Regions from separate parts of the Homo sapiens genome. Here all the other regions are linked to region 3. Evidence: read pairs that join two places in POLR2A ChIA-PET (ENCODE). Cell type or tissue: Panc1. All regions are shown on one strand.

Evidence for each region. ChIA-PET counts read pairs that join two places held together with the same protein. Peaks named below come from ENCODE experiments on the same cell type or tissue, not always from the same donor. Only the 100,000 strongest peaks of a DNase experiment are listed, where the experiment ranks them.
Region 1: POLR2A ChIA-PET joins it to region 3 with 6 read pairs; 3 of 35 experiments call an interaction of 5 or more read pairs at or near these places.
Region 2: POLR2A ChIA-PET joins it to region 3 with 8 read pairs; 5 of 35 experiments call an interaction of 5 or more read pairs at or near these places.

The regions. Positions count from the first base shown.
Region 1 is chr15:70,501,804-70,504,303 of GRCh38, forward strand. It overlaps LINC02205 (long intergenic non-protein coding RNA 2205), which reads right to left. Exons shown (of 2, transcript NR_146562.1): 2 at 2,104-2,322. Among named protein-coding and RNA genes, the nearest start is that of LINC02205, 2.9 kb to the right of the region's middle. RefSeq lists enhancers at 1,691-2,216, 2,217-2,500, 2,254-2,393, 2,494-2,500. In Panc1, no CTCF peak of the experiment used is centred here; no DNase peak of the experiment used is centred here; H3K27ac peaks cover 2,500 bases.
Region 2 is chr15:70,839,731-70,842,230 of GRCh38, forward strand. All of the region lies in intron 1 of LARP6 (La ribonucleoprotein 6, translational regulator), which reads right to left. Among named protein-coding and RNA genes, the nearest start is that of LARP6, 13 kb to the right of the region's middle. In Panc1, no CTCF peak of the experiment used is centred here; no DNase peak of the experiment used is centred here.
Region 3 is chr15:70,787,422-70,789,921 of GRCh38, forward strand. No RefSeq gene overlaps it. Among named protein-coding and RNA genes, the nearest start is that of UACA, 25 kb to the left of the region's middle. In Panc1, no CTCF peak of the experiment used is centred here; DNase peaks (open chromatin) are centred at 818 and 1,150; H3K27ac peaks cover 2,500 bases.

The DNA of each region.
Region 1 (2,500 bases), 290 kb before region 3:
TCAATGTCACCTGCATCTTGGGTCATCAATTGGCCTCAATTCACCTGCAGAAAGCCCATGAAATGTCCCAGCATAAGCCTCCTGGCTGCAGGAAAGGTTCAGCTCTCTGTGCAGATACCAAGATGGGCTTGTATGAGAAGTGACAGTGAACACCAGAAAGGACCTGGGTAGTCAGGGAAGAAGAGGCCCCATACCAGGAGTCAGGGCCCGTGGGCGCCAGCCCCAAGTCTGAGCCACTTCTCCGCTCTGGGTCCAGCTCTTCTTTGAATAAAACAAGAAGGTTGGACCAAAGCTGTAGATTTCAAATTGTGCTACTTGGTGACACCTCCATACCCACGGGCCCAGGAGGGCAAGGCTGAGATGGCACAACTCTCTCTCTGGTCTGTTTGATATGGTATTGGGGCCCCATGGGTGTTCTCACTTGAGACAAAATCAGCTCCTGCAAAACCACCACTCCACCAACTGCCCTGGACATCTGCCTAGACCCTGGGCCAAGTCAGGAGGAGGTGGTCAGTTCAGTTGCTGAATGAATTATGGGAAGAGCGGGCCACTGATATGGGAAGAGCAAGTCCTGATGGAAGTGCATGGAGAAAGGAAAAAGAAGAAAACCCGGTAAGCAAGAAAGAGGGTGTCTAGAAAAGAAAAGGGATTGAAGTGGAGGGGGCTTCCAGGGTCCCCATGCACCAGCGCCCACACCAACCTCACGAGGGGCTGGCCAACCTGTACGCCAAAAGGGGCTGCTCTCTCTCTCCCAGCAGCTCCACCATCTTCTGCCCTGAATGTCTGATGGCCCCGCAGGAAGGACGGTGCTTCCCAGATCTGGAGCAGTGGAGGCCGAGCCGGTAATGAGACCCCCTGGGTCCCCTCCTGCAGTAGCCATGCTGCATCTGGCAACCAGCTGGGCCCTCCCTCCCTGCTGCCACCCCCTCCATCCACGCCATGCTTGTTTGTTTCAACTGAAGCTCACAGTGTAAGAGCCACAGATCTCACTGACGGCTAATGGCCAGGGCTGGGCTGCCCGGCCAGGTTCCCATGGCGGGCTGGTCAGACCGCCATCCCACCTGTGCCCACACCAGTCCCTCCACCTACTGCCTCCTCCACTTAGCATTTTTTTCTGGGCAGAAGAACCTTCTAGAGAGGTCTCAATGCTCAATAATGACAGGCACTGGCACCTGCCACTTCTAGCATCTGAGAGATAGGTAGGTCCATTTAACAGATGAGGAAAATAAGGTCCAGAGAACAACTTGTCCAGGTCCACACAGCTACTTGGGTAGAAGCAGCACTTGAACCCCGGTCTTCTGATTCCAAAGCGAGCACCCTTGCCAACAATAACAACCACTGCATATCAGCCATACTCATGTCAGTCTTTCTGACATTCATTTACATATTTACATCACAAGGTGAAAAAGAAACTAGTCAAAAGTAATAGGCAAGAAAACTTGAGACACTGATTCTCACAGTGTCACATGGAAGGAGAGAAGGGGCCTTCCATTTGTCACCACTTTCAGAGTGGGCCTTTACATCCTCAGTATTCAAATGTAGAAACTGAGGCCCAAGGAGGTTAAAGAACCGAAGTCGCCCCATGTTTCATGCAGCAAGACCATCACAGGCCAGAAAGTAAGCCATTTCCACTCCCCAAACCGCCCCCCAAGCTGGGCAGAGCGCTCACTGTGCACCTTCTGTGCTCTCTGCAGACAGCAGAGTGCTGGATGCTGAGGCTCCTGTCTCAGGGGAGCTGATGGTGTGAAGGAAGGGGTTAGAATAATGTCGCTTCCTGCAAGAAGCTTCCTACAAGAGTCCCCTGGCTCCCTGGCCTGGGGCCAGGACTTGGTCACACCCTTTCCTCGCACCCTGTCCCTTTTCTTCACACCACAAATCACAGCCTGTCATTCTACATAGGGGGGGTTAACCAGGTGAAGCTTCTGTCCCTTTTCTAGAGTGTGCAGAGACCCAGTCTCTGCCCAGCACAGAGCCTGGCACAAGGAGACACCCATAAACAGCTGAATGAATGAATGCATGAAGGAACAAATGTTGAAGCAGGCAGTGAAGTGGGAGGGCAGAGAATAGAGAGAGGGGTACAAACGCAGCCGCCCAGGGAGAGCGTAGAAGAGAAAGGTTGCATTTATCTGTGGGCGGGGAAGACAAGCCATGGCGGGTATCCACAGCAGAGCTCACCCCCGAGACCAGCCCAGGGCCTCGCGGCTGCTCTTCTCTTAAACAGGCAGTGGAAGACAGGGGAGCGGGCTCCATTTCCACCGTGCTCCCAGCCTGCTGGAGACCTTGCTTGGGGGCCTTTGCTCCTCTGGGCCTCAGTTGCTTCTGCTGTAAACAGAGGATGGAGTTGTCTTTGTCAACCTTTGAAAACACTTCTATTTCTGAAACCTCACAGCTGGGCCCAGCCTGCAGCTCTCAGGGTTTCTTCCCTCAGCACCAAAAGCCCATCCCCTAAAGCCTTGAACCCCAGCAGGGAACACTGCCTCCAAGACAGCTGGGATAGGGG
Region 2 (2,500 bases), 52 kb after region 3:
CACCACCACGCCCGGCTTTAATTGCCGTCTTTACTCTAGAGGCTATAAAAACTTAATGTTATGGCCACTAACACTTAAGTGAAAATCTCTTGGCCCTGTCCCTTCCCCTTTTGTCTGCTTTGAATGTGGATGTGATGGTTGAATCTGCAGCAGCCATTTTACTACCATAAGGAAAAGGCCAAGAGAATTGGCTTGGCCTGATTTGTTGGCATTATTGGCCCTGACATGATTGAGTTGTTGGGCCAGCTCTTATAACTATCTACCTGCAGATTTTTTATTATTACATGAGAAAGATCAAATCCTATTTGTTTAATTCACTTGTTGGGTTTTCTGTTACTTAAACAGCCAAATACAATAGTAACCGCAGCAACACTACATGGAGAAAAGAGGTCCTCAAAACATGCCGAAGGGAAAACATCAGTGGGACAACCAATAGGATGAAAAAGGAGATGCAAGATGGACAGAACAAATTTCACTTTATTAGGGAAAGTTTATCGCCTAAATAGTAGTTAAAACAGATGGGTTGAGGCCGGGCGCGGTGGCTCACGCCTGTAATCCCAGCACTTTGGGAGGCTGAGGCAGGGGGATCACTTGAGGTTAGGAGTTTGAGACCAGCCTGGCCAACATGGTGAAACCCCATCTCTACCAAAAATATAAAAATTAGCTGGGTGTGGTGGTGGTAGCCTGTAATCCCAGCTACTCAGGAGGCTGAGGCAAGAGAATCGCTTGAACCCGGCGGGCGGAGGTTGCAGTGAGCCGGGATCGCGCCACTGCACTCCAGCCTGGGTGACAAGAGCGAAACTCCGTCTCAAACAAAAACAAACAAACAAACAAAAAACAGATGGGTTGGATATAACAGACAAAATAACTACAAATGCAAAGGGAATTCCCGGCCCAGCTAACAAAGATGTCAGTAAATCACAGGGGATGGGGCCGGGTGTGTGCTAATGGCCGGTGAAGAGTTTTGAGCAGACTCAGGGGTATTGGCAAATGGTCTAACTTACTACAAATAGCTAGTATCTCAGAAGTGACTGCACTACGAAAGGGACCCCTGTGGGGTCCTACTCCCAGGACAAGTTAGTCCTACTCCCAAACTAGAGCAATAGATGCTATTACAAAAGGTAAACTCATAAACAAATAAAGCATAATAGAAGGAAGGCAGTATAATTTCTCTTTTCTCTCTTTTTTTTTTTTTTTTTAAGAGACAGAGTCTCGCTCTTTCGCCCAGGCTGGTCTGCAGTGGCACTGTCTCGGCTCACTGCAAGCTCCGCCTCCTGGGTTCATGCCATTCTCCTGCCTCAGCCTCCCGAGTAGCTGGGATTACAGGCGCCCGCCACCGCGCCCGGCTAATTTTTTGTATTTTTAGTAGATACAGGGTTTCACCGTGTTAGCCAAGATGGTCTCGATCTCCTGACCTCGTGATCCGCCCACCTCGGCCTCCCAAAGTGCTGGGATTACAGGCGTGAGCCACCGCGCCCGGCCGGGCAGTATAATTTCTCAATCTCTCTAATGCTTATTCCAGAGCTTCCCAATCTTCCCAAGGTCGGCCATGTCTGCTTTACTGCCTGCAGATGATTCTATCTCAGACTGGATGGAGAGGATAGAGTTCATCCAATCAAGCTTCTCTAGACCTCCGTTGGGCAACTCCTTCTCCCTTTTCCTAACCTTCGCTCCAGCTTGTTCTGTGTCTCTAGACATCCATCAAAGAACTTGTAGCCATATCCAGGTGTCTCTTCTCCATCTTGGTCCTTGATATAGTTTGAATGTATGTCTTAGGCAGATCTCACGTTGAATTGTAATCCCCAGTGTTGGAGGTGGGGCCTGGTGGGAGGTGATTGAATCATGGGGTCGTTTCTCATGAATGGTATAGCACCACTCCCTTGGTGCTGCCCTCTTGATAGTGAGTTCTCATAAGACCTGGTCATTTAAAAGTATGTGGTACTCCCTCCCACCCCCACCATCACCAACTCTCTCTCTTGCTCCTGTTTCTGTGATGTGATGTGTCTGTTCTCCCTTCACCTTCCACCACAATTGTAAGCTTCCTGAGGCCTCCCCAGAAGTGGATGCTAGTGCCATGCTTCCTATACAGCCTGCAGAGCCAAGAGCCAATCAAGCCTCTTTTCTTATAAATTACCCAGTCTCAGATATTTCTTTACAGCAATGCAAGAATGGCCTCACACAGTCTTCTTGCCCCTGATGCAGGATCTGACACTATTGACCACCTTCTTCTTGATACTCTCCCCCCTGGGCTTATGTGACTTACTCTTTTCTGATTCTTCTCCCCATTTTATGTCTCCTCTTTCTCTCTCCATTTCTTTTCTTTTCTCTTTTTGAGACTGGATCTTGCTCTGTTGCCTCAAGTTGGAATGCAGTGGCATGAACACAGCTCACTGCAGCCTCAGCCTCCCAAGCTCAAGCAATCCTCCCATCTCAGCCTCCCAAGTAGCTGGGGCTATAGGAATGTGCCATCATGCCTGGCTAATTTTTCTGTTTTTTTTGT
Region 3 (2,500 bases):
AGAGGTCAAGTCCCAGCTCTGCTGCGAACTAACTGATTGTATGATCCTGGCCAACTCACTTCACTATTGAAGCATCAGTGCTCTCTTCTGTGAAAGTTTCACCTAAACAATTTCTGGACCCCAGCGACATCTTAAGAGATCATGGGATTCAGGGCACATCTCCTCTTCATCCACTGCCACCTTCAAAAAATTGACTTCTGTATGTTTCAGAGTAAATGTTGTTCTTTAAGAGTAAGGGTTTCACAGCCAGATGCATTGCCTCACGCCTGTAATCCCAGCACTTTGGGAGGCTGAGGCGGGTGGATTACCTGAGGTCAGGAGTTTAAGACCAGCTGGCCAACATGGCAAAACCCTGTCTCTACTAAAAATACAAAAATTAGCCAGGCCTGGTGGCAGGTGCCTGTAATCCCAGCTACTTGGGAGGCTGAGGCAGGAGAATCACTGAACCTGGGAGGCGGAGGTTGCAGTGAGCTGAGGTCGCTCCACTGCACTCCAGCCTGGGCTACAGAGCAAGACTCCATCTCAAAAAAAAAAAAAAAAAAAAAAAAAGTAAGGGTTTCACTTTGTGCCTATCTTGGAGCAAATGACCAAAAGTGTTTCTCTTATGCATGTATTTGTTCAGTTACTCTCTGAGCACCTTCCAGGAGTTGAAAGAAGTGCCTGAGTACTAATCCTTTTTCAGGCTCACACACTCAAACCCCTCTACATAGTTTTCCAGCTCAGCAGCATACTCTTAACTCCTCCTTTTCTGTACTCATAGCAGTCAGCATCTGTTCAACTCATTTCCTAATCTATCCCATAACCTCTCTTTCACTCTGAAGTTTAGCCATTAAATTGTTACCTCATTTCTCAAAGGCATTTGCCATATCTCTAACCAGATGTGAGATCTGAAGGGCAGAAACTGGACTCTGCACTTCCTACCTCCCACAGAATCTAATTCAGTGTCCTCCTCATGGGTAGTGCTCAATTAATGGTCCTTAATTGATGGGTCCATTAGCATTGTGGGTGTACAAAGGCATATAAGTGGACGTTCCTGTCCTCAGGAAAGATTCAGTGTAATTGAGGGAGATGGTGAGACCTGAAGAGTTAGGTGACAGTTGCAAGCAACATCACCAGGACTGTGATTCATTGTCAATAAATGCAATAGGTCAGTGGTTCCCAACCTTTGGACCCTAGACCTCTTGTAAACTATGGGTTATGCTAAGCATCACAAATCCTTATATCTGTAAGATGACTCAGACATGTCTCAAATGGTAGTCTCCTCCCCACTTATCTATGGTTTGGCTTTCTGATGTTTGTTACCCACAGTCAACCAAGGTTTGAAAATATGAAATGGAAAATTCCAGAAATAACCAATTCATGAGTTTTAAAATGTGCACTGTCCCACTTTATCCAGCCTGGGATGTGGACCCTCCCTGTGTTCAGTGGATCCACACTGCAGACACTACCTGCTCGTTAGTCACTAGATAGCCATCTCTGTTATAAGACGACTGTCACGTATCACGGTGCTTGGGTTCAAGTGACTCTTATTTTACAGGATAACAAGGCCTTGAATAACGTTGTCCTTTTTTTTTTTCTTTTTTTTCTCTGAGTTGGAGTCTCACTCTGTTGCCCAGGCTGGAGTTCTGGAGTTCAGTGGCATGATCTCAGCTCACTGCAACCTCCGCCTCCCGGGTTCAAGCAATTCTCCTACCTCAGCCCGGAGCAGCTGGAATTACAGGCACGTGCCACCACACCTGGCTAATTTTTGTAATTTTAGTAGAGAACCCTGTCTCAAACTCCTGACCTCAAGTGTCTACCTGCCTCAGCCTCTCAAAGTGCTGGGATTACAGGCATGAGCTACTGTACCCGGCCTCTGTTATAATGTTGATAAGAAAAAAAAAAAATAAATTCTTGTCTGGGGCCGACATCTGTGTGGAGTTTGCTTGTTCTCCTCATGTCTGCGTGGGTTTCCTCCCACATCCCAAAGATATGCACATGAGGTGAATTTGCATGTCTACCTCATCTCAGGATGAGTGAGTGTGGGTGTGAGTGTGGGTGTGGCTGCACGCTGTGAGATAATGGCACCCTCTCCAGGGTGGGTTCCCACCTTGCACCCTGAGCTGCTGGGACAGGCTCCAGCTACCCATGGCTCTGAACTGCAATAAGAATGTAAATAATTATCTTACTTGCTTTTAATAATGTTTCTTAAATACATGCATAGCTCACATTTATTGTAAGGTTTAATATGAGTAGTTTGGCATATATTTAGAAGTTTGATGACAGTTTTGTCACCAGAAATATGCTGAGGGAACTTAACTATTGTTTGTGTCATTAACCTATGGTAAAATTGATTTCCTTATATGTTGTTTCACTTAAAGTCCTAGTTTCTTTTTTTTTTTTTTTTTTTTGAGATGGAATTTCGTTCTTCTTGCCCAGGCTGGAGTGCAGTGGCGCAATCTCGGCTCACCACAACCTCCGCCTCCTGGGTTCAAGCGATTCTCCTGCCTCAGCCTCCCGA